Regions from separate parts of the Mus musculus genome. Here region 2 is linked to region 1. A link is a loop called in an ENCODE intact Hi-C map of the cell type or tissue named here. Cell type or tissue: heart. All regions are shown on one strand. Links, peaks and the distances in the headings refer to the core of each region. The heading gives the core; the rest is flanking DNA.

Region 1 (15,279 bases), core at 4,784-12,783:
GTGTAGTGGCTGAAACAAGCCACCGGGGGCAGGATTCAAAGGCAATGCCCAATGCAAGTTATGTCTCACTGGTTTCTGGTTCACTATGCTGTGAACAGCCTCTGCCAGGCAATCCTGCAGCTCTGAACTGTGTCGCTCCCTCTGGAACCCTGAGTAGAAATAAATTGTAACCACTTTGGTTTCCTCTGTCAGTCACCAGGTCACAAGGCAGGAACTAACAGAAAACTGCTACCAGAGGTGAAGTCACCATGACTGATCCCAATCACGTAGATATGGCAGTAGGAGGAATGGCTGAGGAAACCCCACAGTGCTATAAGCAGAGATTCATGGGCCATCCCAGCAGGACTGTGGAAGATCAGACTGAGAGACATGTGGACAATAAGGACTGTACTCAGGAGCTCTCAAACTGAGCAAACAGGACTCCAATGGGAGCCAGACTAGAGGCTATCCATTCTACACATTGGCAAATAGTTTGTCTATGCATATTTTGCCCCTTTTCCTGAAAATTTGAGTGTGGGGCTAAGCAGGGTGTGATCCCAGCACTTTGGGGGGGGGGGAAGTTTAGGTGGATTTTTGTGAGTTCAAGGCCAGGCTGGTCTACTTAGAGAATCCCAGGCCAGCTAGGACTACCTAGAGACACCCAATTAATTTAGTGGAGGAAATTGTGGCATGGTTGTTGTTGGCTGCTTTTAGCCAGGTTTACAGTGAACCCTGGGATTCAAAATCAGAGCAGAAAGCTACAAAGCATGTTCGGTTTGGCCTGAGAGGCAGCAGGGGTGAAATAACAGACTGGGATGGGAACTGTCACAGAAGATTCAGTCTGCATAGTTGACAGTAGGAAAGTGGCCTTGGGGTGCTTTAAGAAGTTAATAGGATTACGCCTATTGTAGGTCAGGATAGAAAACCGCAAATTCACATCAAGTATTTTCCACCAAGACTTTTTTTCTAAGAGAGAGCTTCTAGGGTATCTAGCTAGAAAATGGGTGTCTGTTGGGTAATTTTAACTGCTCAGGCACTTGGAAGGGCCTGTCTGCCCCAGCTCATGGCCGGTTTCAGCTTTGTATGTGCAGCTGTGGTGGTTTGTATATGCTTGGCCCATGGAGTAGCATGATAAGAAGGTGTGGCCCTGTTGGAATAGGGGTGGTCTTGTTGGAGGAAATGTGGCTCTATTGGAGTGTGTGTGGCCCTGTTGGTATAGGTGTGTCTTTGTTGGAGTGGGTGTGGCCTTGTTAGAGTAGGTGTGGCACTGTTGGAGTGAGTGTGGTCCTGTTGGAGGGAGTGTGGTCCTGTTGGAGGAGGTGTGGCCCTGTTGGTATAGGTGTGTCTTTGTTGGAGTGGGTGTGACCTTGTTAGAGTGGGTGTGGACTTGTTGGAGTAGGTGTGTCACTGTGGGTATGGGCTTTATGACCCTATTCCTAGCTGCCTAGAAGCCAGTCTTCTCCTAGCAGCCTTCAGATGAAGATGTAAAACTCTCAGCTCTTCCAGCCCCATGTCTGCCTGAATGCTGCCACGTTCCTGCCTTGATGATAATGGACTGAACCTCTGAACCTGTAAGCCAGGCCCAACTAAATGTTGTCCTTATAAGAGTTGCCTTGGTCATGGTGTCTGTTCACAGAAGTAAAAACCCTAACTAAGACGGCAGCATTAGTCCTATAGACATACGGAAAGCAGGCCTTCAAGAATTAGGGAGTTAGCAACAGTGTGAAGTATAGTCCCACAGGCTGTCTGTCTCAAATCCCAGCAGAAACCTAAAGCTAAGAGACTGCCATTTGCTCCTGCACATAATCCTGCAGTAAAAGTCACCTCATAACTTGGCACAACGAGAGAGCAAACAACTATTGATAAAAACAGATCAGGTAATGGACAGTAATAAAAGCTACTTAGAGGGCCAAGACAATAACAGCCCGCAGTCAAGAGCACTGACTGCTGTTCCAGAGGACAGGTGCTCCATTACCAACTCAATGCATTTCCTGGGGTTTTGATTCCTTCTGCTGGGCTGGGTGGATACTGTATCCACTCGGTGCTCAGGCATTCACTCAGGCACACACCCATACACAGAAAAGCAAAGAAAATAAAAAATTAAAGCCATTTAAAATGTATGAATTATTTACTTCTAGAGTTTTCTCTTTTTTTTAGACAGCAGTTGGCCACAGACCAGCAGATGCCGAGGAAAGCAAGCCCGTGGGTTGGGGGGGGGGGGGGCGGGTGCTGTAGCTGCTCTCAATGTCTCTGTGAGAGAGTGGCACTCACAGAATTGTGACAAGCAAGTAAACAGCACACCCTCACCTGTCTCTACTCTCCACAGCGCAGGTGCTTCCGGATGAGGAGCCTACACAGAAGTGCAACATAGTGTTTATTTCTCATTTTAAAAATAGTAAAACGGGGCCAGCAAGAGGCTCAGGAGGAAAAGTGCCTTGCTGATGACCAGAATTGCTCTCCAGAGTCCTCGTGTTCTAATTTGCTTTCTGTCCACAGATTTAGAGTCCATTATCAGGGGAAGTCATGACAGGAACGTCAGGGCAGGAACCTGGAGGCAGGAGCTGAAGCGGAGACCATGGAGGGGTGCTGCTTACTGGCTTGCTCAGCCTGCTTGCTTATACAACCCAGGACCACCTGCCCAGGGATGTCAATGCTTACAATGAACTGAACCTTCCCACATCAGTCACCACAAAGGCAGTGCCCCCACTCACTTCCCTACCGGCTAATCTGGCGGTGATAATTTATCAATTGAGATTCTCTCATAATGCATTATACCTAGGTTTGTGTCAAGTTGATAAAGGCCAGCCAGCCCAGCATGTAAATGTGGAAGAGGGGAGCCAGCTCCATAAACTGCTCTCTGAACCCTACACATAAGCCCAGAACATATACATACCACACACAATGACAACAACAACAGCAACAACAACAGCAACAGTAATGAATAAAATGAAGCCAACATGTGTTCTCTATTCTATAAAGTTGGCTGTGGGCAGTGGGTGTGGTCATTTACCTTAGGTGAGGGTGTTGGAGAAGGACATGAGCGAGCAGCTGGCAAGAAGCTATGAACAAGAAGAGAAGATGCCTGGGAGACCTGCAGGCACTCTCTCTCACTCCACAAGGAGAAAGCCCCAAGTTCTTTCCTGTTCTGAACCTTCATTAAACCACTGCTCCTCTGGGGAAACAGGTAGCAAAATTCTCCTGTGTTTGTCAGGACTGGGTCCCTTCATATTGGCGGGTGCAACCTTCCAGGATGTGTGGAACTACTCACAGTAACAGGTGACCCTCGGGTGACCCCTGCTGAAGAGAGAGAAGTTTCTACTTGTGCCTCAGTAGTCTGTCCACTTTTGCCTTCTGAGTCTAATTAGGTCTGTGACTTCTGCCTCCATCTCTGTCCCCAAGAAGGTGGGAAAGCCTATCCATCAGCCCCCACCGTGAGTGAAGGGGGGAGAGGGGAGGATCTGTGCCAGAGAGAACTGTGTGTGGTTGGGAAAGAGGCAGATGCAGTCCCGAGGCCAGTGGAGACCTCTCTCTCTAGAATGTTCGATCCTTTGGCAGCTGTTGATGTCTTCCTGCAGCCTGCTGGAGCTGAGGCCCTTCAGCCCTTCTTTCTGGGGACTTATCCAGAAGGAGGTGCTCCTTCTCATCTTTCCATAGTCCTCCCACTCCCTGGCTTTCCATTCTCACCTAGGTGTTTGCCTTCACCCGCCTTGGCCTGTCCTCAGACCCTGGCTCAGGTCTGCCACCACGGATAGGGTGAAGCTGTGCAGCCCTGCTTCCTGCTTCTTGTGTTGTTAATATCGCAGACTGGAAAAATTGTGAGCAGAAGTGTCTCTGGCTTGAGGTTCTGGAGGCTCAGAAGTGCAAGGGTTCAGCTGAGCCACAACCAGACAGAAAGACAGCTGGACGGAAGCCAGGAAGCCACTCCTGTTCGAACAGCTTGATTTGTTCATGAGGATGGAAGACCTCACTGCTTCGTCATCTCACAGAAAGTCTTCCTCTTAATATCACCTTCATGACTTCCTGAGTTATGTAAAGTCCCCAGTGTCTGGAAGATCCACCCCCAGTGTTGGATAGATTTGATCTACCCGGAGGATTCCATGCATGTCTCCTAGAACTCACAGTCTGGATTGCAAGCAGGACTCTCCCGTCTATTAGAGGTGGAACACCAAGTAAAATGTCCTTCCTATCTGTTACTCCCACATTGGCATAACAGCAGGCCTCTTCCCTGGACAGTACTGAACAGCAACTGCTCTGAAGTACAAGGGACGCTAGCTGTTGGGGAGGTCTGTGGTCTGTGGAGGGATTCTGCTGGCTGTGGGGGTATGTCTGACTGTGGGGAGCAGTCAGGGAGCTGTGCGGGTTCTGTAAGCTTGGGATGCTTCAGGGTGTGTGTATGGGGGTGCTGCAGACTGTGGGGGTGCCTATAGGCTGAGGGACCATTTTCAGAATAAGCCTGAACCAGGCAGGCCATGGTGCTCTCCAGGGTGTGTAAGCAAGGTGTTGAACGCTGTGATTGCAGACAGCTGATCAATTAGCCGCAAGTCAATCCTGATTGTCAATCTGCATATTCAACCAGGAGCATTAATTATGCACATTTATGCATCCTGCAGTTTTAACCCCAGACCTGCCTGAGAGCCTGGAGGGCGGGGCTGCACACTACAGCATCCAATGGGCATTGTGTTTGGTGGAATACTGCCTTCCATCTGCCAGTGAGCTAGTACAGAGCTGTATTTCTGATTTAAATGGTTGGGTTGTAAGGTGGCAAGCAGGCATCCAACCTGTAGGCATGCCTTGCATGGTATGAAGAATGACGTTGTTAAAAAGTAGCACTGTGTTCGGTGGCTACATTGTATCTTCAGCCGCCCCCCAGTCCTGCCCATCCCTGCAGCCATTTTGTTTTTGTGTTCCCTGGAGTTAGACCTCTATGATTTTCCTGTGCTAGACTCCACTTTCCACCCACGTCCTCAAGTGTTTCCCTTGTACTTTGCCTCAGGAGTGTCCCAAATCCTTAAGATCTGGGGGCACAGAGCGATCAATTAACATACTTGTTGGTGGGAGTAAAGTGTCATGGGGCGATGGTTTCTGGGAGCCGTGGTTACTCATCTTGAATTTTGCAGATGAACAAATAAAAATCCACAGACGGCAATGGATTTATACTAGCCTGTCCAGCAAGCCAGGGAGGACTGAAAACTAGGACAGATTTTAAAGTCAAAGTGTCATCTACACTACTCCCTGCGGAACCTGGCACAGAGGTGGAGCTTGCAGAGTGCACAGGCACAGTCAAATACTAAAGGCACCGACAAACCTTGCAGAAAAACAAAGCATTTTACTTGTGTAGAGGGCAGCTGTCCTCAAATTGTGTTTGACCTTAAAATCTGCTTGTGACTATAGCACCTAAGATGTACTATACATTAGGGCTTTTGATGAAGCTACTTACAGACCCACACTGGAAATGACCAAAAAAATGTGTTAACTATAAAATGGATTATGAAAGTCCAGTGTGTGGCACATGCCTTTAGTCCCAGCACTTGGGAGGCAGAAGCAGGCGTATTTCTGCGTTCAAGGCCAGCCTGGTCTACAGAATGAGTTCCAGAACAACCAGGGTGACACAGAGAAACCCTGTCTTGAAAAAACCAAAAAGAAAAAAAGAAAAAAGAAAAAAGAAAAAAGAAAAAAGAAAAAAGAAAGAAAGAAAGAAAGAAAGAAAGAAAGAAAGAAAGAAAGAAAGTCTAGTGTGTTCACATGATGGAAAATCTAAAGCAGTGAAAATCTTAGCCCCATAGGACCTGTGTTCTGTCCCCAGCACACAGGGCAAGAGCAGGGGATGGTGACATGTGCCTGCTATTGCAGCATTGAGTAGGCAGGGACAGGGGATCCTTCAGTTTGCTGGACAGACATCTTAGCCTAATTGGTGACCCCAGGTTCACTGAGAGATCTCGTGAGGGAGTGATTGAGGCACCAAAAGTCCATCTCCAATAGCACCTACATGCACACAAATGTCAAAAAGCCAGATGGCAATGGTGACCTGGGCCAGCGTGACATTGCTGTTCTGGTTAAATAAAACCCCGCCTTGCTCTTTTAGGTTATGGAGTGTCACAGGTAGGCAGTGAGACAGGAGAGCCACAAACCTATTTGCTTGTCAGTCATAGGTCATGGACAATTGTGGGGTTTTGCACTTTCTGTACTCAGTGCACAGGCATACACTGCAATTTGCACTTTCAGTCAAAGGCACGGCAGGAGTATAGCAGGGGCCCTGATAGCACAATGGGGATGAGAAAGATGATAGCCGGGTGAGTAACCTGAAGAGTGCAGGCCAGGGCACAGCAGCAGACCAACACATAGCAACAATGTTTCCCTGGACATAGCAGCAGTGCAGCCCAAGGCCTGGCAACAGTACCACAGCCCAGAGCACTGCAACAGTGTAACCCAGGGCACTACAACAGTGTAGCATCCTAGGGCCCAGCAGCACTGCAGCCCAGGGCACTGCAACAGCGTAGCAGCTCAGGGCACAGCAACAATGCAACATCCCAGGGCACAGCAGCATTGCAGCCCAGGGCATAGCAACACTTCAGCTAAGTGTCTCTCTTGTTGTAGCTAAACACAAGCCTACTACCTTGCACAAGCAGGCAAGAACAATAAGTTATATTTGAAAGGAAGCACTGCACACAAGCTATATTATGACGTTAGCGTGTGATATAAATTCTTGCTACTCCAGAGGCTGAGGCAGGAGGATTGCTTAACCCCCAGAGTTTAAGACTGTTTTGGATAATACATAAAGACCTTGTCTCCGAAAAAAACAGCAATATTTTAGACACAATTGTGTGTAGTCCACAATACTTTGTAAGGGTGAGAATGAACTCACTGTGTGTGTTTGCCTACGTGTTTGTTTGCTGTGTGTCCCAGGTTGGCCTTTAACTCACCACCTTCCATAGATCTCCAGGGCTGGGATTGCAGGTGTGAGCCACCAGCGTTTGACTTTGTACTTTTGACTTGTTGTAGGGTATACCAGAACTTATACAGAATTTCTTATGGGAGCTTTGATCTTGTCACCTGCAGAAGTCATAAAAGTTGCTCAGCAAGGTTCCCTATGATGTGGCTCCCCTGTCCCCCGTCAGTACAGGCCTGTGCAGTACAGCTGTTGGAGAAAGACATTGATAGTGGTTCTGCCTCAGAGAATGAGCCACAGAGTGGTAGCAAGCAGAAGGTAGAAAGGGGATGTCATGAGGCTTAGCGGGTGGCCATACCACCCTGCATTCCCTCAGTGCAAGGACCTCTGGCTCTGCAGCAGCCAATCGGGGCCTCTTGACCCGTGGTGTTCAGAGCAGTGGGGACAGCTGGGACTCATGGGGCCAGTGGGGGAGGCTGGCCAGAGTTGGAGAACCCCAGAAAGGCAGCCAGCAACCATCCAGGGATGGAGTGCCAAGGAATGGTAAAGAGCCCTGGGAGCTACCTGGCCCTATGACCCACTTCTGGGGTTATTCCATGTAAGGTAAACCTGGTGGCAATGACCCTGTGGCAGGCAGAACCCTAGCTCTCCAGGCTCCAGCCCTCTGGCCTCTCCTCATGTTTTCTGTCTGGCCAGCCATGCCTGGCCGAGCTGGGGGAACACAGGCCCCTTCAGAAGCACCTCCCACCCCCAGTCTGGGGACCAGCAGAGCCTTGACAGGCTCTGGAGGGAAGCGGGTCCCAGGCCCAGCTGTGTAAATGTTTTCGGTTTTCCTGCTGAGCCTCGGGCTTGAGTCTGTGCCAAGACAAGCCTGGCCGCAGTTTTCTTTGGCAAGGGTGAGGCTTGGGAATGTCGGGGAACTTTCCAAGAGGGATGGTGTGTCTCAGGCCCTGGGGTGTCTGGGTGTACTGTGCCATCCCTGAGTGTTGTATCCCTGTTAGATTCCCGAGCCAAGGCTGCCTGGTGGGAGGGGGGCTGCTCTCTCGCAGTGACCCCTTCCTCCAAGGAACAGTAAGGGGTGGCTGGAGGCTCCAGGCAGTTCCTCCAGTTGCCATGGTGTGGTGCTGCTGCTGATGTTGCCGGTGGTGGTGGTTACCAGAGTCCAGAAGAGCTTGCAGGAGAGGTGTGGACTCTCACTGGACCTACTCTGGGAAACACACCCATCTAACCATGGTGGGGTTCTTGCTTTGGCTTGGGTCCTTTTGGCTGGCTGTGACATCAGAGCCTTCTGGCTGGATCTCACAGGAGGGAAAGTCTGGAGGGAGGGCTCAAATGGCAATGGCTACTTCCAGGATTGGAACTGCCTAGGAGTGAGGCAACATGGAAGGGTGGGGACTGCAACAGGCAGGGAGATGGAGTTTGAGCTGGTTCAGCAGGGCAAAGTATCTTGGTTCTAGCTGACAGTGGCTCTCAGTAGGCATGATTATGGTGTGTGTGTGTGTGTGTGTGTGGTGTGCATGCATGCATTCGTGTATGTGCATTCATGCACACATGTGCATGAGTGTGCGAGTGCAGTGCATGCATACATGTGCTTATGTGTGTGCGTGCAGTGCATACATATATGTGCAGGTCTGTGCATTCGTGCCTCTGTGTGTGTGTGTATACATTTTCAATATTAGGGGTAATTCGAGGGCCTCCTCCTGCAGGCAAGCACTCCGTTACCATGGAGCTATCCTTACCTAGCCTTCCTTTTCACTTTTTTGGAGACAGGGTCTCACTAAGTTGCCCAGGTCAGTAGGGGTCAGAGTGTTCCTCATCTGGCCGTGCCCCAGTTCTGGTTGAAGTCGAGGGCCTCGGCATGGGGTGTTTACTTCATTCATTCGTTTATCAGTTCACACACTCACCACGCCTTTCTTTAGTCCTACCCTGTGCTGGGTGTCCTACCTTATACTCTGCTGGGTTTAATGAGGCTGCAGACAGGGTGTAGCTAAGCCACTATTATTTTCCATTACTGACATGGAATGGATATTACTGACATGCATCCATTCCCTACAGCACCCTGGGTCACACATGGCCAAGAAGGGGCTGGGAGTATAAAAGAGAATCTTAGGAATCTGTCTTTGGGGTAGAGCCTAGACTCATGGGTCTCAGTGAGATGCTCTAGCCTCCTACATGACCACAGGATTGACAATTCTGAGGTAACCTGTGTCATGGACTACAGTGTGACTGGCATAATAGTCTCTGTTTTCCAAGTGCCAGTAGCACTGGGACATGGGGTCAGAGTGAGAGTGGTGCCCACTGTGGCCCCCAGCCATGTGACATGTCCCACAGCCTCTGTTCAGGAATCAGGACTTGGCCTTCAAAACACTGAACTAGGACAGAAGGTACTGATTGAGCCAGGGAGGGGTACAAGCACCGAGTTCTCAAAGAGTATCTCTGGTTCCTTCCCTTGGTGACAATTCTTCCTGTGGGGAGTCCATGGCAGGTGTGGGTCACATCCCTCCCTGTGCATACAAGGTCTACAATGCGAAGATTTTGCAGAGCTCTGCCTTCAAAACTGGCACAAGCCAGCACCACTTCTCCATCACACAAAAGGAGAAACTGGGGTTCAGGCAGGTGAGGTCAGGTGGCTGATGAACACAGCAGGCCAGGCTGAGTCTTGTCTGAACAGCTTTAGGGTGCATGCACATGTACCCTCACAGTAGGAAAGTCACAGAACTGGCCGGGCCTGTCCATATGTCTCCAGCTATGATGGAAACTAGGGTTCTCTGCCCTCCGGTCCCTTTTCTGGGCAGGCTACAGGCCAGCACCCCCAGAATACCATCCCCACTCTGTGTCCCCCACCCCACCCCAAGCTCACCTTACCGTCCCCTCAGTGTCACAGAACTCTGAAATGATGGGTGTCCTCCAGGACAGTCCTGTGGCCTTGGCCAGACTGCAGTGTGGGCACCACCTGGGGGCCTCTAAGGAGCCTGGCGGGGATGGGAGAGAAGGCTCTTTCCAGCATAATGAAGCGGGAGGAGACTGATAGAAATGCTAATTTCATTACCCATGTGCATAATTACAGTCTCCAAGTTGGCAGCTTGCTAGGCAGTGACAGGAGGCAAGGGGAAATTTACCTAACTTTTGAGAGATATGTGTGGTGTGATTAATTCACTCCAGGCCACCGCACAAGACACCCAGAGCCCCCACCTTTTCAGTAAGACGTGGCCTCCCTGTCCACCATGGTCAGGTTGGACAAGCTGGAGAGTTGCCAAGATGACAGAATTTCGCAGGGTGTAAGAAGGAAGCGTGGGCAACCTGGTGGTGGGAAGACAGTCTGGAGGGCTGCCTGAGAGAGGCAGCAAGCTGGTCTGGAAGGACAATGGGACAGTTGGTTTGGGGGGAGGGATGGTGTCAGTTGGTGGTCAGGATGGATGGAGAAGGCTGAGAAGGCGTTGGGGTGCCTGTTCAGGTCCATGTGATAATGGGGTGTGAGCATGTTCAGTGGGCTGGATACTGCTGCCCTTGCTCAGATCATACCGCTGAGGGCTGGGAAGGGGAGGGCTTCTGAGCCCCATTTGGTGCCTGACCCAGGTTGGACACCCAGCAGGGGAAGCTGGGGCTCCAAGCAAAGACTCCTCCCCCTAAGATGGGGACATTTGGAATGTAAGCCTCTGAACAGGCAGGAGGGGCCCACAGGGGCCCTGCATTAACAAAGCAGCTCTGGCCTCCCCACCACATGGGGGACTTCAGCAGAGGGGTCTTGAGCAATGGGGGGGGGGCTGGAAATTCTTAATGAGGCTGGTGGTGGTCACCCCTCCCCCACAGCAAGACACCAGCTGCACAAACAGATCTGGAGGGGGAAACCAGAGGGATGCTGTATGGAAGGAGGGCAGCTGCTGGGGGTGCACTCTCGTGTGTATGTGTGTGTGTGTGTGGCATGTTTATGCATGTGTGTGTATGAGTATGTTGTATGCATGTGTGTGCATGCGTGTGTGTGTATGTGCACGTGTGTCTCTCTGTGTATGCATGTGTATGCATGTGTGTGTACATGAGAGTGTACTGTGTGCATGTGTATGCATATATGTGTGTGCATGTGTATGCATGCCTGTGTGTGTCTTTGTAGAATATGCCTCTGTGGTTCCTTAAGACCCTGCGGTGGCTCTGTGAAATGTGCACTCCCCTTAGCAAAGTCACACACTTGTGTGCAAGGCACAGGCAGAATGAGGATGATTCCAGAAGGGATCCCAGCAAACGTGTGACTGACAGGAGCCGGCTCTTTTTGACTTTGGAGAAAGGGATCAGGGGCACCATATTTTAGAAAGTGGGTGAGGTGAAAAGCAGGAGAGAGCTTTAAAGCAGCCGGTCATGAGTGGCTGGAGAGACTGAGGCAGGAGGATTGCAGATGGATGCCAGGGCACACTCACACCTCAGCATAGTGGAATACACTCTACCCTTCTACCCTGCCTTCGTTTCCCTGTTGTGTGCAATGGACAAGATGACTCAGTGGCCTCTCTGGTCTGTGTGGAGCGGAACTGTTGCAGTTTGGGGCAGATGAATCTGAGACCATGGGAACGGCAGGTTATGAAGGAAGCCAGGAGGCTGCTCTGTTGGGGATCTTGGCTTTACCTCTGTGACCAATCAGACTCCTCATCTGTACTGTGGTGAGGGAGGGGTATATCTTAGCATCTGGCCCACAAGAAGCCTGGGTCTCTCACACATGTGCTCTGTGGATACCTGGGATTCCTGTACCCTCTGGAATGTCATTCAGTTGGAATCACCAGATGGCTTTCAAAAACTGGTCAAGCCATGTCCGTTCTTACAGTCTTCCTGATTCCCAGCATCACGGAATCACCACGGATCTGCAGGAAACGTTTCCCGAATGAACGTGTAACAGTCCATCAAAGCCTGGTTGTGTGCGCGTGTGTGCCTGTAAGTGTCTGCAGGCTGATGTGTATATGAGGGAACACAAGTATATGGCACAGGTCTACACATGGACCCTGAAATATGGCAGGGCCAGGTCACTGTGTGTGCAGCCAATAGACCTAAGTTCCTGTATTCCAGTCTACACACTATATAACTCCTCATGAGGCAAAGTGAAGGGTTTCTCACTCAGGTGTGAGCTATGGTTGTCACCCAGAGGATTAGAAAATGTGCAAGGCTGGATGCTGGGGACAAACAGATCCGAGGTTGGACCTTCAGCTCTGTCCCAGTTCTTTCTGTGACCTGGATCTGTGGCTTTCCCTCCCAGAGCCTCTGTTTTCTCTCTTGAAGCTTGTAACATTGCATCTCTCATTTATAGATTTGGGTGGGTGGGATGTTAAAAATAACAGGTACAGAACACTAAACCCAATGCCTGGAATGGTGAACATGTTCAGTTCACAGATGTGTAAAAGCCCCATGCACCAATGGGCCTTGAGTTTGGAGCACACCAGGCTAGGGGCTGACTATCTGAGCCTGCCCCATGCATGTGTATATCTGTCTACTCATCTATCTATCTACCTACCCACCATCCATCCCTCCATCCCTCCATCCAGCCTCTTACCTATCTGTCCACCCATCCATCCATCTATCCATGCATCCATGCATCCATCCATGCATCTACCCATCCCCCCACCCACCCATCTATTCACCTACCCACCTACCTGTCCATCCATCCATCCACCCACCCATCCATTCACCTACTCACCCACTTATCCATCCATCCATCCATCCATCCATCCATCCATCCATCCATCCACCCAACTGTCCATCTCTTCACCAGAATTTTTTCTTTTCTGTTTTCTTTCGAGACAGGGTTTCTCTGTGTAGCCCTTGCTGTCTTGGAACTCGGTCTGTACCAGGGTGGTCTCAATCTCAGATCCCAGTGCCTCTGCCTCCAAAGTGCTGGGATTAAAGGCGTGCGCCTGACTTTGAGAAATGTTAATTGAGAAAATGTGTACACCTGATGTTACAGTTAAAGTAGACAGTAATGAAGAAAACCTGTCCCCCATACTCCCCAGGCTCTGATACTCTAGAGGAAGAGACACCGAATCCTTAAGGTTTGCAGCTGCTTCAAGGGCTAAGTGTGTTCCTAAGTATGATGAGGCCAGAGGAGGTCTCCTGAGGGATTGGTATGAGACCTGGGCTGAGAAGGACGGATTAAATACTAGCATTGAAGAGAGGGGAAGCGTATTTCACTGGGGCTGCACGTGCAAAGGGTTTGTGGCAGGCAGAAACCTTCTGGCCACACATTCCTGCTGTCTGGAGGGCAGAAAAGATCTAGGGGCCTGGCAGGTATTAGTCCCATGGCCACAGGAGAATCTTGACCTTTACTGTAGCACACTGGAAGCCATGGAAAGATAGAACATGAATTTTTTGAAAGTTCATTTTGTAGCCCTAAGCCTGATACGGGCGGTGTTGGCCTCAGGATCAGGGACAGGCACAGGTCTGACCCTGGCCAACCTGTCCTGGAGCCCCAGGACACTGTCTACACTGAGAAGACTATGACAGCCTGAACCCTCCAGAGGCAGGAACCCAGAACCCCTCACCCCAGCCAGTGGGTTCATTTACATGATCCTAGCTTAATTCATCCAGGGTATGTAAATGTATGCAAACCAGCATCCAGGAGAGGCAAAAATAGCAGGATGCATTAGCATGCCTCGCAGGAACATCGTTTTATGCAAATGGTTGCTGGGCCTACTGAGTGGGCAGAAAGGGGCATCTTCTCATCTCCAAGAGGGCCAGCTTCCTGACCCGCCCTGGACCCTGGCCAACTCTGCCATCAAGGGCGGGGGCAAGCGGGGAGGTCACAGGTACGGGGACAGACAGAATGGGAGGACCTTGGAGGGCTGCTATCCTGGAGTCTGGTGAGGTCCCTAGGATGGTGGGACCTCAGTCAGCTGCTGTCCTGGCTAGTCTTTGCCTCCACCCTGCGTCCCTCCTCCCTCTCTGCTCTGGCTAGTCCTCCTCACAAGCCTCCCTCTGATTGCTTTCCTGTACTGGCTTCTCTGAGATCAGACACAGACCTCCCACCCCTGGCAGCCTGCATTGTACATCCTGGGCACTGGTTCTGCTTTTCCAGGCCTCACCTCTGTCCTTCTCACACCTCTTGCCTCTGTGCCCCCATCCCCATCCCCCGAGTCCCACGCCAGTGTCTGTCTGGCTCTGACATTCCCTGTCACTTCTCCTCAGCTGTCTCCCCGTTTATGTTTCTTTCTCTGCCTCTGTCTCTCTCCTTGTCTTGCTTTGTCTCTGGCTGTTCCTGTCTCTTATTCTTCCCCTGTCTGCTTTTTCTCTTCTCTCCATATCTATTTCTGTCTCTCTGTCTGTGAGGCTCTCTGTCTGTCTGCTTCTGTCTGCAGGTCTCTCCTCCCTAGATTTTTTTCGTCTCCTTTTCTGTGCTTGTCTCTGCTCTTTCTATATCCACCCCCCATCTCAGGAGACCCCCTCCACTCCATCTCAGGAGACCCCCCTCCACCCCATCTCAAGAGACCCCCCTCCACCCCCTCTCAGGAGACACTGAGGGACTGCCCCCCCAGAAGTACTCCTTCCTGCTCCTGGGATCACCAGAAGATGTGTGGCCATTTGGGGGAGACATGGGGTCTCCCTACAACCCACATTCTGGTGACACCCAGATTCTGGCTGCCATCCACATCAGGAGGGCTGGGGGCCTGAGAACCCTTTTGAAGCTAGGGCCCTTGCTAGCTGAGATTGCCTGGGTTGGGTGAAAGCCAGGGATATGGCTTGGTAGTGACTGAGATTGGGTGATAGCTACTAAGTAAGGGCTGCCTCTTTGCCTCAGTTTCCTTTGCTGAGATGTGGTCCTACTGTGGTCCAAGTCAGGGCTTGCTGCGACTCAGCAACATTGCTCTCAAGTGTATGTCACCCATCTTGCCTTGACTTCCACTTGTGCCTATTGGCCTCAGTCAACCATCTTGCCTTGATTTCCACCTGTACCCATTAGTCTCAGTTTCCCCACCTGGAGACCAGTCCTGCCATTAGGTCATAGGGTGGTGGTTCCATAAACTGTCCTTTTCCTTCCTTCTCCAACTTTGCTGGTGGGTTCCTGGCATCTCTGTGCCTCAGTTTCCTTTTTTGTGGTACAGATGATACAAATTGCCTTCTGAGGTCTCCTGGACACACTGGACTGAATGGGGGTGTCCTATAGGTGACAGATGGTCAGTGTCAGCCCCACAGTGCCACCAAGTGGCCATGCAGGTCACCATGGGGCAGCCTTGGGTCTAGAGTTGGGGGCAGCTATGTTTCTGACCTGTGCCAGGCTCTCCTGGAGCCCTCAGACCCATATGCAAATTATATGAAGGATCCATCCAGGGGCCCCTTGTCCTGCAGAGGCAAGTTCAGACACCAGGTGCTAGACCTACTTTACAAATGCTGGGTGACATCAGGATGGTGTACTCACCTCTCTGAGCCCTGCTTTCCTCATCACACCA
Region 2 (15,279 bases), core at 4,335-12,334, 51 kb before region 1:
CATGCCAATCCCCACTGAGACTGGTGTCACTTCCATAGTACACAGGGAAAGTGCCAGGTGGAGGGACCTGCCTGAAACCGCACAGCTAAACCAGGAAGGCTGAAATCTTATCTGTGATTGGCCATCATGCACCTGAGTGTTCGACATTTCCTCCCCGAAATCATCCTGTGGCCGTTTTAGGTGATTCCGAAGGTGTCCAGTGAAGGTCACCTGAGACTGATTTCTGAGTCTCCTCCCCCTCCGCTCTCACAGACATAGCCAGGCAGAGATGTCCTGTCTCCAAAGTTTGTTGATAATAAGGAGTGATATCTGGAAGAAACTGGTTCTCTGTAGCATGGGGCCTGGGCTCATCCTGGCCCCTCAGCTTACGCTAGGTGGCTGGGGGAGGGGCCCCAACATTTTGGACATTTGGCATTTCCTGTCTGTAAGATGAGAATCCTCTTTCCCTGGACGTCCATGGTTCAAGCCTGCTTAGGTCAATGGTGTCAGGTGACACACTTTCTACACAAGGTGAGTCTGTCCTCCTTGGGCTATGAGCAGCTCATCAAGAAGCAGGCCCAGTAGCCTTTGCCCTTTGGCATTAGGGGTCACTTAAATGCTTCTCCCCGGAACCCCAATGCTGAGCTCCTCCCAGAGTCCTTAACTTACTTGGCCGTTGGAGTGGATAGAACAGGAAGATGGCCTTCCATCTCACAGAGCTTGCAGGAATCTGACTGGGCTACAAAGCTCACCTGCTTAAACAATTCAGTGCCCACAGGTGTAGTGGAGTTAAGTGGGGCCACCATGCCCAGCCATGCCATCTCAGTGCTAATTGGCATCTCTCCCACAGGCATGACTGATCCTTCTGGACATTTTCCGTGCTCACATACATGCCCGAGTGGTTAGGCTTCTCTTCCCAGAGCCCCATGTGCTCACATGGTCTCAGCCTCCACTCCCTTCCCTGCTTCCATGGCTCCTTGTATCCCAGCAGCAGGTGACTTCTGTAGAAAAGGACAAGAATGTCCTTAGAGCCACCATCTTTCTCCCCACGAGCACTGCCCAGCACTGAGGTGGAGTCACACTGGGGTGAGCAAGCCCATTACCCAACTTGGCTGAAATAAGTTAAATATTTCCTTGGGACATCGTGGGTCTCCCAGATGTGGTTGTTAGCCTGGCTTACCCTCCCTCATCCAAGCTGAGGGCTTGTGGCCGTCAGGTGAAGCATCAGAGAGGCAGAGAGTTCACAGTGTGTACTTTTCTGGCCTGACCTACAGACCCAGCTCATTCCACCCACAGGGTTCCACAGGATCAGGGCTGCTGCAGCCAGCACCCTGGACATGATTCTTACAGCATGTGTGACTTCCACTGTTTCAGACAAGTGTGTGTGTGTGGGTGGGTGGGGGTGTTAGTCATGGACCCCATGTCCCTGCACCCTGTTCCCAGCAAAGCACCATGGTCCACAGGTGGATGGACTTTCTAGACCACGCTCAGTGAGCGAGGCCCATGTGGCACCTCAGCCACATGGGTTTGAGAGAACCCATTGTTCTGCCCACTGCTAACGACAGGCCTGGTGGTTGAGCTGTTTCCTTGTGGTCATTTGGTAGGCACAACGCAGGACCTTATTAGAGTCTGTTTCATCATGGGGTTTTTGTTTATAGGGTTGGAATTCTCAGACAACTCCAGCTTCATCTACTTGCTTGAGAGAGAGAGAGAGAGAGAGAGAGAAAGAGAGAGAGAGAGGTGAGACAGAGACACGCTGGAGCAAGATGATGGAACAGGTCTGAGACTCAGAGATGAGGAAGAATTCGGAGCACGCATATAAAGAGGATTCTGAGAGCTTCAGAGGTGGAGAGACTCACAAAGGAGGGCGAGGAAGGAGGAGGAAGTGAGGGGAGAGCAGAAGGAAGGGGAGGAAGGAGAGGAACAAGGAAAAGGAAGGAAGGAAGGAGAGGAAAAGAGGGGGAGGGGAAGGACAAGGAGGGAGAAAGAAGAGGAGGAGAGAGGAGGGAGAGGAAGGGGAGAGGAAAAGGGAGAAGAGAGGGAGGAGGGAGGAGGAGGGAAAAGAAGGAGAAGAAGGGGAGAGGAGGAGGGGGTGAGAAGGGAGAGGAGCAGGGAAAAGGAAGGAAGGAGGGAGAGAAAGAGAGGAGGATGGAAAGGAAGGAGGAAGCAGAGAAAAGGAAGATGGAGGAGGGAGAAAGAAGAGGAGGAGGGAGGAGGAAGAGAGGAGAAGGGGAAGGAAGGAGGGAGGGGAGAACGAAGAGAAAGAGGGAGAAGAAGGGGAAGGGAGGAGGGAGAAAGGTGAGAAAGGAGAGAAGGGAAAAGGAGGGAAGGACGGAGAAGAAAAGGGAGGTGAAAGAGGAGGAGGGAAGAGGGAGAGGAGGATGGAAAAGGGAAGGAGAGAGGAAGAGCAAGAAGAAGAGAGGGGAGGTGGGAGGGCAGGAGGGGGAGGGAGTGTGGGCACATGTGGCTATCCTTCTAATACCCCGTGGATCTCTTCAGTTAGGATCATGGCCTTCCTTTTCTCCTTCAGCGGCTGCAGCCAGGGATGGGCCGGTTTGGACCTCTCAGCTTAGCTCTGTGGCCAGACAGCCTGGCTGGTCTGTTTGAAAGGCCTTTCGTGCCTCCTCCCCATATCTTGGGGCTCTTGGCTCCGAACTTACCCCTTCCAGCCAAGGAAGAGATGTGTGTGGTGTGCAGCCCAGGCTCTGGGCCCCAAGGACAGACGTCAGGAAATAGCTGAGCTATGATGCGGCTCCCCTCCGATCTCATTTCCATAATGCTTGGGAAGAAAAAAAAAGTGTGGGGCTGCTGAGGCGGGCTAGGGCGTGTGGATTTGTTTGTTTTCTCAGGAATCAATCCTGTTCCCAAAGATGTTGCCTAGAGGCCCGAAGAGCCCCCATTTTCTGATGATTATATGTGCTGCATGTCAACATGGCCTGTGTGGCTGTGAGTGTGCACCTGTGGGGTGTGTGCTCAGTAAGTCAATCAACAAACAGAATCCTGGGTGCTCATTACTCATTCCTGTGGCTCATGTTCCCTTTTTTTTATACTCTCTCAGGAAAGAGGGAGTCAGCCTAGATGCCTCTCTATCCAGGAAGCCCTCCAGGAAGGACAGTGCTGCCTTCTCCACACTGTGTAGATGGCCCTTGTGAAATCCTTTCTCCTCCCTGGTTCACAGGTCAAATGGTTTTAACATTTTTATCTGCCCTTGACCACAGATGCTGCCCCCTGCTGGGACACTCTGGGCTCAGGGCACCTGCCTAATTTTCACCCCTGTACGCCACTGATTTATTTTTAATCTGTGAACATTTTACACGCCCTTGCGATGTCATCATGTGACTACAAGTACTGGCCAATGCAGGTCTAATTTTAGATAGCTGCTGTCCTGGGGACTCCTCCAGGAATCCAGGCTGTTGTCTGCGTGTTAGGTAAGGCAGGCTGTTCTGGGGAGCACTGCAGTGCTCCCGGGAGGATTCTCACTAAACCCGTTCAACATTAGCATCTCTAGTGCCTTTATCCTGACAGGTCTGGCATGAAGTAAGCATTTCAGGTCATTTGGTTTACTTGTCGGTCACGGTCACAAGCATTGAATACTCACTATGCTCTGGGCACTGAGGGTATGATGGGGGCGGGGAGGAGCTACCGAAGCCTGCCGAGGACCAATGCTCTGCTGTCCCCCAAGTCAGTCAGGACAGCCTTGGCTTAGTCTGCCCAGAGCTCTGCTGTGTCCACACAAGAAGTTGCCGAGTCTCTGGGTTTCCTATGGCACCTGAGGAAGGGCTCTAGGAAGGAAGCTGTGTCTAAAAGAGAGGAAGGCACTTCTTCATGAAGGGAAGATGACAGGCCAGAAGGGCAGCCACAGCACTCAGCCTCTTTTCCGTGTCACCTGTTTTGGGCTGCTGTCCCCATCCCAGCATTAAGCACCAAGTCCTTGTCTGAAGGAATCTGCATTGGTGAATGGGAGGCAGGAAGTATTGGAAATACTTTTGAAGTCACTGCAGCAAAGCTGAACCCTGGGCAGCTGGGGTCTGACTCCTACCTCCCACTTGGCATCTAAGGCATCCAGCTGTGACCAAGGTGATTGAGCTCTTTTACACAGCTCATTCCCTGCCCTGCCCTAAGGCTCCCTGCCCAGAAGCCCTCATCAAGGGTAGAGAAGAGCAGAGAGAAGCCCACGGGACTTACAGGCTGTAACCCTGAAATGCCAGCATAACCAAGAGGGTGGGTGTCACTGGCCATACCGTTGTTCCACGTGGGAGCACCGCCATGGTAGAACATGGGTTGATGGGGATGCAGAAGATGTCAGGGGAAAACCCAGAGCCCAGGCTGACCACATAGCTCAGTCCAGCCTGCTGTGTCGGGATCTTCCAGGGATCTGTGACTCAGTTTCCCTGAGTATCACTGAAGCAGAGTACAAGGAATGTTGTTTTATGGTTGGTGAGCCTCTTCCCCTTGGGGGCCCATCAGATCCCCTGTCCCAAGATGAGGTGTGGATGACCAGGAAGAGGCATGTGTGGGACTGTGCCATGGCCCAGCAGAGGCTGGGTAAGTGGTGTGGTTTCCACCATGAGGCCACCAAGCATGACAGGAGCCATGTCTACGAGGGAGTTCCAGAGTCAATTAACTGAGATGGGAAGACCCACTCTGAATGTGGCAGTCAGTCAGTGTCCCAATGGCAGGGAGAGACCTGAGCCTCACACAGAGGAGAAAATGAGTTTGGATTATCATCCATCTCTCCCCTCCTCCCTCCCTCCTTCCCCCTCCCCCCCCCTCTCTGCTTCCTTCTACCCGTGGATATAGTGTATCCTTTGCCTACCTGTGGATACATTGTAACCTTTGCCTCCTGTTCTTGGGCTGTGGCCTTCCTGACAGGCTGGGAGCCAAAGCAGACCTTTTCTTCCCAAGACTGCATTTGTCACAGCTATGAAAAAGCTAATGGAGAAGTGGCAACAGAGTAACTGTTACCCTGACTCAAATTCCTGAGAGTACCACCCGAGGGCGGGAAGAGCAGGTTCAACCCAGTTTCCGGGGCTCAGCATGGGGAGGATATGGTAAATGCTGACACACTCACAGCTGGGAGAGAGTGAGACAGAGAGGAGCAGGCATGGAGACAACCTCCAGAGGCCTGCCCACTATGGTGTGCATCCCTTAGAGGCCCTGCCTCCCGAAGTCTCCACAACTCCCAAAATAGAGTTGTCTTCTGGGAACTACGCCACTTGGAAAAGGAGAACCCATGAGGGACAGTTCATATTCAGACACCAACACAGGGCATCCAAGAGGAGCAAGCTGAACAGAGGGAGGGAAGAGACAGTCATTTAGACCTGACAGACCTGAGCTGCTGGAGCAAGCCTTGCTAGGTAGCAGTTGATTCTGTATCCTTCAACAGGTAATCTCTTTGTTGAGGATATTAGGCTGGGGAGTAGGGTTGTGGCAGAGTTCTTCAGGCTGGTTTGGAACACATAGTCCTTCTGCCTTGGCCTCCCAAGCTTTGGGTGACATCCTGGCATGCTTCCTCATGACTGAGTTCTAGGTTTCTTGGGGGTATGACTTACTGACACTTGGCATTCTTTACCACAGTCTGTACCTGTTAAGAACATGTCTCGTCCCATGTCCCATCTACACTATAGCCAGAAGGCCACCCACTCCTCTTGTCCTTCTATTCCTTCTTGAGTTTTTGGCCAAGGCCAGTTTGAACTGAGTTATTTGTGAGGGGCCTTTTGCATGTTCCATTTCCCCCTGCCCCAACCATCTCTCCTCTAGAAATGAGCTTAAGGTTTTCATATGCTCAGGTACCCTGCCACAAATGACCCTCAGTCAGGTGTCCATGTCCATCTGGGCCTGGCCATTTCCAATATGGAACACTGGTCACCATAGCAATAGTGGTGGTTGCTACCAGCAGGGATTCTACCCTTTTAGGCAACCTTCTCACACTTGGGAAGGGGAACGGGTGTTGAGGAGACACGCCCAGATCTTTTTTGTTTTTTGGTTTTTTAAAGATTTATTTATTTTATATGTATGAGTGCACTGTAGCTGTCTTCAGACACACCAGAAGAGGGCATCAGATCCCATGACAGGTGGTTGTAAGCCACCACGTGGTTGTTGGGATATGAACTCAGGATCTTTGGAAGAGCAGTCAGTGCTCTTAACCACTGAGCCATCTCTCCAGCCCCACACCCAGATCTTGAGATCTGCATTTGATGGAAGGTCAGTGCCTTGCATCCACTGTCATTTAGGCAGCTGGGGGTCTGTACTTGGTCTGTCTGCCAAACCACTGGTTGTTAAAGGGAAAGGGTATCCTTGGGGACAGGAACCACCATGGTCAGATGCGGCCATCATGGAAGGACAGCTGTGAGGGGAACCTGGATTCGGATCCTGCCCTACTGTGTGTCAGGATAGTCACTTCCCGATTACTTCTCTTCTTAGTAGACACTTTCTGTGTGCCTTAATGTGCAATGCATGTAGGGAGCTCTCACTGCACGTGGGGGTTTATGGGTACAGAGTCCTGGCCTGGTGGCAAACTATAGGGCCATCCATAGTGCTCAGGCCTCTGGTTGTGTAACTGGGGAAACCAAGTCACAGAAGCACACTCTGTCACTGAAGGCTGCTCAGTGACAGCCTTTCAACAGTGACCCATGCTGACCCATTGAGTCACAAAGCTCTCTGGTACCTTCTGACCGTAATCCCTGCCCTGTGGACAGGGGAAATGAGGCCCTGCCCAGCCTTTTCCTCCCTCCATGACCTGAGGGTAGAGAACACCTTTGTTCCCCAAGAGGTGCTCTGTCCTTTTCCAGCTTTGGGCAAAGAGGCGAGCAGGCAGGCCTAGGTTTCTGGCACCCCCCATACTCCATACTCTGAAATGATTGCGTATTGGTTCCTGAGAGAAGCTTGTTCCCTGCCTCCAGGAGCTTCCTGTTTCCTGCCTAGACATTCCACTTCCTCCTTCCTTCTTGTGGCTCAGGACGAGGCTGGAGAGTAGAGAGGAGGAGACTCTTGCCTGGGAACCTGATGGGGGCCATCGCACAGACCTGTCATGGAGCAAGACAACTCCTACCTCAGGTCCTGGAATTCTCCAGCACCTCTGTGTTCCCACAAGGAGGTGGCCACACCCCAGAGCAGAGATGCCCTGCCAGGGCCACCTGGACTCCGTATTCCCTAGGTCCAGGTGCAGTCCCCAGGGGTGGCTTCATTCTTTGGTGCATTTGACAGAAGAGAGAGAGGCTTAGAAAGCTGACACAGCCTGGGAGCATTAGGGTCAGACATAGTCACCCTACCTTCCTAGCCCACCTCGCTCCTTTCTCCAGGGCCTCAAAGGATCAGCAGCAAATGGTGGGAGAAAGTGAATAGTGATGTGTCCTCAAACTCAGACTCACACTGGGGCACTCCCCTCCCCACTCTGGGAGTCCCACTCTGTGATTGCTGGGCCACCTCAGCCACAAGCCACCACCCATTTGGTCTGAGATGGGCCATGAATTTAAGTTTGTAACAAGCTTCCCAGGAATGACACCAAGGCTACTGGCCCAGGACTGCTGGGCTGATGGTTTCAGCAAACATTGCAGGATTTTTCCAGGCCCCGGAGCTTTCCCTCCCCTCCCCGCCACCCACGAGATCCTTCACCAGTGGCTGTCACTGGGGTGGTACAAACTCAATGTCCCCAGGCTTCCTGGAAAATCCCCAAAAGAGTTGAATAGAAGGCTCTGAAACGGAGGCCACTCTTAGTCATCCAAGCTGAGGCCCAGTAGAGGTGACAGGTCCCCTCTAAGTTCCTGTTCCCTCTCTCCATCATGCTGGAAGACTTGCAACATGTCTGTCAGGTAGCTCTGATCCGTCCCATTCAGGCCACCCACCCTGTCCTTGATATAAAGGCAGTTTTAGTCCTAAAGTTGGAAGGGTCAGGTCTTTGACCTTTATAATGTCCCAATGATCGTCAGAATTCTGGTGTTGTGGTGCGGGGTGTCACTGACTGGCAGCTGTGAGCTGTGGCATGCAGAGAGCTAACCTGGGAGCATACCCATCCACCCCTACATGGTACAGGCCAGGAGTGGGGCAGATAGTGTCACATGGAAACTGTTCTATCCTACCTCAGTCCCTTAGGCAGGCACCCCAGACTCTCTTCTATCCCCCTCCCATTCCTTATGCCCAAGTCTTCAGCCAGCTTCGAGATGATTCTGGGTCCAAAATAGAGTTCACCTACTTCTCCCCATCTGGGGTTGACATGCTAGTCCAAACTGTCTCCTTTCCTCTCTCCTAATGTGTTTCCCCAGAAGTTTCTGATCTCACTGGTGTTTCTGCCATGGACAGAAGGATAAACCCAGGCTAGCCCTCTATTCCTGGGGATATGAGACCCAAGAAGGCATAATTAGTCTTGATACAGTGCTTAAGCCAATCTAACCCAGGGCAGAGTACCCACCTCCCCTTCCCTTAGACTCTCGCAGGGTATCGATAGCTCTCACATACACCAGAGTATCTGTTAACTGCTGCTGAATGACAAGCATGACTTGGTCCTTCTGGAATCTCATTTTCAAACCTTTCTCTGCAATCATTATTGCCGAGTGCCCGGCCACGTAGGCAGCCAGATACATAGGCACTGACTCCATGATGACTCCTTGTCTCATAGCGTGTTGGTGACAGTCAGCAAGGACAGACAGGACCTCATGGCTCCCATCGAGACTGATAAGGCTCTCATGAGCACCGGGATAAACAATTAAGGCTGACCCAGACAGAGAGAGCAGCGTAGGGACAGACTGCACAAGGCACAGAGGAACACACACCTGCAATGCGGCTCTCCTGTGCCTATGGCTCAGTCGTGCCCGACCACAGTCCCGGGACTATTCCTGTATAAGTGGATCCTCAAGGCTTTGAGGATCTCAAGGGGTTGGAGGACTTTTGAAATATTGAGGGAGTTACAGAGGTCACATCCACAGGAGGGCCTGTGTCTCAAGACAGCTCCTGGGGGAACTCTGATGCCCTCCTGGGCTCCACAAAGCTAATCAGGTCTTTTCTCCACAGACCTTTTCAGAACCTTTAATATGCTAATGCCCTCTGGGCCTCCCACTAGGGGTTAGGAAAGCCCAGATACCCAGCAGTAGAGACCAAGGGAGTCTTTTATCTGGGACTCTTTTGTGGAACTCTGGCAGAAGGACAGACTGGCCTGGAGTAGGGTCCCAACCAAATCAGGCAGTGTGTTAGCTTCTTGTCAATATTCTCATTTCTAGCTTGTGTGGAAAAAGAAAGAGTGAGCCTCGGGTCTGTCTGCCTCCTTGTGGACCATAGCCAACTTCGAGTCTGTCTCTGCTATTTCTTTGCCACGGTCACCACCACTCCCTCTTGCCCCACCCTCAGCTCTCTTCCCCAACTTTCCCTCCCCAGCCTGGCCCTCAGCTCCTTGCACAAAATCAGAGGCTGGGGGTGTCCTGTGTAGCTGGGCAGTGGGGAGCCTTAGGGACAGCTGCAGGGATGAGCCTGTGGGCCTGGGAAGAGGAGATGGCTCCGATGACAGCCTCATCCTGGGCAGGACAAAAGAAGAAGAGAGAAGGGGAACAACTCGAGTTTCTTTTGAGAAATCTTTGTGCAGAGATGGTGAGGAGGGGGGAGGCTAGAGGTGGGAGGTTTTGCTGGTGCCAACCCCCTTAGGTCCTCTCCCTCAGGAACTCACAGTAAACACCCTCTTTCCCTGGGAAATCAAAGCTGGGCTGAGGCATACAGACTGCAGGAAGCCTTGGGACAATTGAATCAAGACCTGGTCACATTCCAGGCAAAGTGGGTCCCCTGATCTCCACCCAAGCACCAGGCAGGCCTTACAAACTCTGGAGGGCCCAGGCCACCATGATTTTCCTTTGCTGGCTCCCCTCCCTTTCTGCAGCTCAACTCCTGAGCTTTCCGAAGTCAGTGTCCTTTTGCTCACAATCTTCTGGATGTGGCGAGCATTGTGGGTCTGTTTTTACCCAGACTAGCTCCCATTTGCTCTTGAGAGTCCTCTGAGGTAGGAGGGCACACTTCCTAGGTCCCCATTTAAGCCCTGTCTGCCCGGCAACCTTTGCATGGTCCTCTCAGTTGCCTATGTATCCATGCCCCAGGTCTGGTACCAAGAGCAGGTCAGGGCCGGCTGCACAGGCTCTGTGAATGGCTGCCCTGTCTGGGCCACACTCTGTTCCTCACCTGGGCTGTGCTGTCATGTCCTGTATGAGGCTGAGGTAATGGGTGCCTGGTAGCAGAATGGAGACCCCATCAAGGCTGGCCCAGTCCAGCTGCAGGCTGAGCCAATTTTTCCAAGGACGGCCAAGGGCCAGTCCTGCCACGTCTAGTCCTGTTGCCAATGCAAACAGGGATGCTGGCGGGGGGACCCCGGTCAGAGCACAGTACAGAGGGTCTCTTCACTCAACAGCCTGGCCTTCCCCTCTCACATCCCAGCTCCAGCCCCGGGGCCTGTGCTGCCCCAGAAGAGCAACTGAGACCTAGTGAGTCAGTTGTCACAGATCTCCACAGGACACCTGGGTCCTTTGAGGTCAAAGTGGAAAGACTTGGGATATATCTCTGCCATGTCACCCGTCCAGCCTCCTCCCCCGGCTGACTGGAAAGAGGGCGAGAGGAGGAGGCTCACTCAGTGTCCAGGGTGCCCTCTGATTCTGGCTGTGTGTTTAGGTTGGGAGGAGGAGTTTGGGACATACAGAAAGATATGAGAGGCCATCAGGCTGACAGTGTCCTGTTACTGGGGAAATTGTGGGCAAGAGAACAAGGTGAACTTCCCTGTGGCCTCTGCAGTGCTCAGAGAGCAGCTTGCAAGCTGAGGGCCTGAGGAGAAGGACAGAGTGAGGGTGCTGTGCACCGGCCTACAGAGCCTTTCACTTCCCATTTGCCCGTATAGGTGAGGCTATTTTGGGGTGCTATCTCTTCAGTGTTCCAGGTGATCTGGCTGCTTGGGTTCTCCTGGGGCTCACCCTCAGATCCACTCAAGGGGTAGAATCTAGTTACAGCGATTAGAGTCGTATCCCTAGTGAAGACCCTGGGACCCTAATGGATGAGCTGCCTGGGCATTTTAGGTTCATAGCTTACTCACAAGAGATGCTTTGGGGATGAGATGGACCATGCCAGGGAGGATGAGGGCATGTTGGTGAGCTGTGTGAGCAATGTGAGCAGTGTGGGCAGTGTGAGCAGTGTGAGTAGTGTGAGCAGTGTGGACAGTGTGAGCAGTGTGGACAGTGTGAACAGTGTGAGCAGTGTGGACAGTGTGAACAGTGTGGGCAGTGTGAGTAGTGTGAGCAGTGTGGGCAGTGTGAGCAGTGTGGGCAGTGTGGGCAGTGTGAGTAGTGTGGGCAGTGTGAGCAGTGTGGGCAGTGTGAGCAGTGTGAGCAGTGTAGACAGTGTGGGCAGAGTAGAGCAGTGTGAGCAGCATGGGCAGTATGAGCAGCATGGACAGTGTAAGCAGCATGAACAGTGTGGGCAGTGTGAGCCATGTGGGCAGCATGAGCAGTGTGAGCAGAGAGGGCAGTGTGAGCAGTGTGGGCAGTGTGGGCAGTGTGAGCAGCGTGGGCAGTGTGGGTAGTATGGGTAGCATGAGCAGTGTGGACAGTGTGGGCAGCATGAACAGTATGGGAAGTGTGAGCAGCGTGAGCAACATGGGCAGTATGAGCAGAGAGCGCAGTGTAAGCAGCATGGGCAGTGTGGGCAGTGTGAGCAGCATGGACAGTGTGAGCAGCGTGGACAGTGTGAACAGCGTGAGCAGTGTGAGCAGTGTGGGCAGTGTGAGCAGCATGGACAGTGTGAGCAGTGTGGGCAGTGTGAGCAGCATGGGCAGTGTAAGAAGCATGGACAGTGTGAGCAGTATGGACAGTGTGAGCAGTATGAGCAGCGTGGGCAGTGTGAGCAGCATGGACAGTGTGAGCAGCGTGGGCAGTGTGAGCAGCATGGACAGTGTGAGCAGCGTGGGCAGTGTGAGCAGCGTGGGCAGGGTGAGAAGCATGGACAGTGTGAGCAGCATGGACAGTGTGAGCAGCGTGGGCAGTGTGAGCAGCGTGGGCAGTGTGAGCAGCGTGGGCAGTGTGAGCAGCGTGGGCAGTGTGAGAAGCATGGACAGTGTGAGCAGTGTGGGCAGTGTGGGCAGTGTGAGAAGCATGGACAGTGTGAGCAGTGTGGACAGTGTGGGCAGTGTGAGCAGCGTGGGCAGTGTGAGAAGCATGGACAGTGTGAGCAGTGTGGATAGTGTGAGCAGCGTGGGCAGTGTGAGCAGCGTGGACAGTGTGAGCAGTGTGGACAGTGTGAGCAGTGTGGGCAGTGTGAGCAGCGTGGACAGTGTGAGCAGTGTGGATAGTGTGAGCAGTGTGGATAGTGTGAGCAGTGTGGGCAGCGTGGGCAGTGTGAGCATCGTGGGCATGTCAGTCCCATGGTGTGAGAAGCAGTGTAGACATAGTTGTCATGAGCACCCAGGAAGGCCCCCTGGACAGGGTCACTGAGGCAGTGGATGTGGAAGGAAGGTGACCTGGTTTACAGAGGTGGGGGTTTCAGGCAGGCGAGTCCCAGGCACCTTGTGCCTATGGTAACACGCAGGGGTGCATGTGACTGGCAGGGTCATCCATGTCAGGGACAGAGAGCAAAAGAGAGAGGAAGAGATACCGCAGGCAACAGACACAGCAGATCTCTCATTCAAGCACCGCCCATGACCTACAGACCACTCGTGACGCCTTTATAAGTCCTACCTTCCAGTAACACAGGGCAAGGCCCAAGCCACCGACACACTGTCTGGTGTGGGTGTCTCAGTTGTTCCCCGCTGTGACAAATGTCTGAGCAGAGCAATGTGAGGAACAGAGGGGCCATGGTGGCTCACAGCATACGGTGTGTTGTCTGTCATGGTGGAAGCCATGGCTGCAGGACAGTGAGGCAGCTGGTCACACAGCACACAGTTCACACCTCACCCCAATGCACATGCTACACGTGTTACCTACCCCACATGCACACACTATACACCTCACCCCACATGCACACACTACAACCTCACCCCACATGCACACAGTATACACTTCACCCCACATGTACACACTACACACCTTACCACACATGCGCACAGTATACACCTCAACCCACATGCACATGCTACACACATCACCCCATATGCACACACTACACACCTCAACCCACATGCACACACTACACACCTCACCCCACATATAGACACAGCACATCTCATTCCACATGCACACAGTACACACCTCACCCAACATACACACACTATACACACCTCACCCCACATGCACACAGTACACACCTCACCCCGCATGTACACACTATATACCTCCCCACACATGCACACAGCACACACCTCATCCCTCATATAGACATTACATACCTCATCCCACATACATACACTATACACACTTTACCACACATACACACTGAACATACCTCACCCCACATACACACACTATACACCTCATCCCACACACATACACTATACACACCTCATCCCACATGCACATAATACAACACATCACCACAGATGCGCACACTGCACACCACGCACATACTGCCCACATTGCACGTTCACTCTTAACCCCCCCGACACTCCATATCATTTGCTTCTGAACCTGTACAGCCATCTCCCTACTTTCTCTGAAGGGAAATGATGTCTTGGAAAGGGGTGCTTCAACCAAAGTACCAGCAAGAGAAAACTGTGGGGTGCGGGGAGTGGGATTCCTGGGCCTGCGGTGCCTCCTCCAGGTGAGGTATCCTACATACCAGCCTCACCCTCGGGCATTGAGGTTTCTCTTGTCTTCATGGATTCTCAATCCATGACTTTGGGGCCAGACACAACTGAGGAACCTGAGGCTCAGAGATAGCAACACAGCTGTCCATGGTGGCCCAGCCCTGGCTGGGAGGGAAGTCAGGCCCCCAGCGGGGGTCCTGCTTGCTGCTGACTTACAAATGGTCAGTCAGCCCCCACCTTGTCACTCAGGACTTCCCTCCCTAACTTCCAACTTCTCCACAAATTCCAGTAACTGCCCACCTCCGGGGCCCTGCCTTTAGCTCCCTGCTCCTTCCATAAGACCTGAGAATTCTTTTCTGGCCTGCCTGCGGGAGGCCGACTCCTGCCTTCACTTTGCGGCCAGCCTGCTTTGGAGGCCCCCTACACCCTCCAGCAGCGGCACCCCCCTCTGGTCCCCAGGTCTCCTACAGGGCTGAAGGAGGCGGAGCTTGTCAATGCATCTTAGAGATCGGAATGTGCCCTTTGACCCCACCAGCTCCTCCCCGGGAGCCGCAAGGAGGCTCCTTTCTCTCTCCTGGGCCCTCTGCTTTTGGAAACAAATGCAGCCTTGCTCTGTCTGCGGTTGAAAGGCCTCTCTCTGTTTAGGAGCTACTTGGGTTTTTAAGTCCTCTGGGCCTCTAATGTTTGAAGGACTCCTCTGTTGTCCGCCGAGGATGGTCTGAAGTTTCGTGCTGGGAGAGGAAGAGGGGCCCTGCCTTGGGGAGGATGGGGCTCCGGCCAGAGACCACCCAGCAGTGTGACACAGGTCTCCGAAGGCTCAGGCAGGGCTGAGTCAAGTCCTGTGGGAGGTTGGGTGGAAGAGGGGAGAACAGAAGAGGAGAGCGGGCCTGAGCACGCCCACTTTAACCCTCTCTCCTGAGCGGAGGGATTTCGCTGCGCACACTCCGCAACACAAGGGTTCTTCAAGCTGTCCTCATTTCCTCTAAGGGAGCTAGGATGATTGGCACCAGCGCAGACAATGTGAAAATCCAAGAACGCCGCTTTGTCAGATAAGCAGGGCAGGGGCCATGCTCATGCTCCTATCGCAGACTCTGGGGCAAAGGCCCTTGAGGTTGCTGTAGGAAGAGCAGTGGCAGAGGGGCAAAGAATGTGGCCGAAAGCTTTGGGGCTAGGCAGTCTGGTTCTATTTCTATCTCCTATGAAAGACTGCTGTGTGACCTCAGGTTAACCACGTTCCTTCTCTGAGCCCCAGCTCCCTCCTCTGTAAAGTACACTTAACAGTAACTTCATGCAGATGTGGAGGTGGCTGCCCAGTGATGCCTGGCCGTGTGGGGAGCCTCTGTGAGCTTCGAGCCACAGAGTCCCTGCTAACAAGGTAGCCTCAGGGCCCCAGGAAACGGACCATCTTTGATTCTTGGGGTCACTGCACACAGGACCTTCCTTCCCGCCCTGTTTGTCTGGGCAGTGCCTGAGTTGGCCACCCACAGCGAGGCTTAAGAAACATTATTTATCCCCACTGTGTGGCAGTCCAAACCTGTCACCCAGCATTTGGGAAGCTGAGGCAGGAACATTGGAAGCCAGGTTACATGGTGAGACCTCACCCAAGG

Evidence for each region. A loop is a pair of places that touch in the nucleus more often than their neighbours do. Peaks named below come from ENCODE experiments on the same cell type or tissue, not always from the same donor. Only the 100,000 strongest peaks of a DNase experiment are listed, where the experiment ranks them.
Region 2: a loop joins it to region 1, with 2.9 times the contacts of the local background. A loop is called at or near these places in 5 of 42 quality-filtered maps.

The regions. Positions count from the first base shown.
Region 1 is chr5:111,668,071-111,683,349 of GRCm38, forward strand. No RefSeq gene overlaps it. Among named protein-coding and RNA genes, the nearest start is that of Gm36434, 12 kb to the left of the region's middle. RefSeq lists an enhancer at 7,003-8,335. In heart, for the core only: a CTCF peak has its summit at 7,968; a DNase peak (open chromatin) is centred at 7,781; H3K27ac peaks cover 1,373 bases; H3K27me3 peaks cover 1,937 bases.
Region 2 is chr5:111,617,510-111,632,788 of GRCm38, forward strand. No RefSeq gene overlaps it. Among named protein-coding and RNA genes, the nearest start is that of Gm36386, 38 kb to the right of the region's middle. In heart, for the core only: no CTCF peak of the experiment used is centred there; a DNase peak (open chromatin) is centred at 5,172; H3K27ac peaks cover 489 bases; H3K27me3 peaks cover 1,794 bases.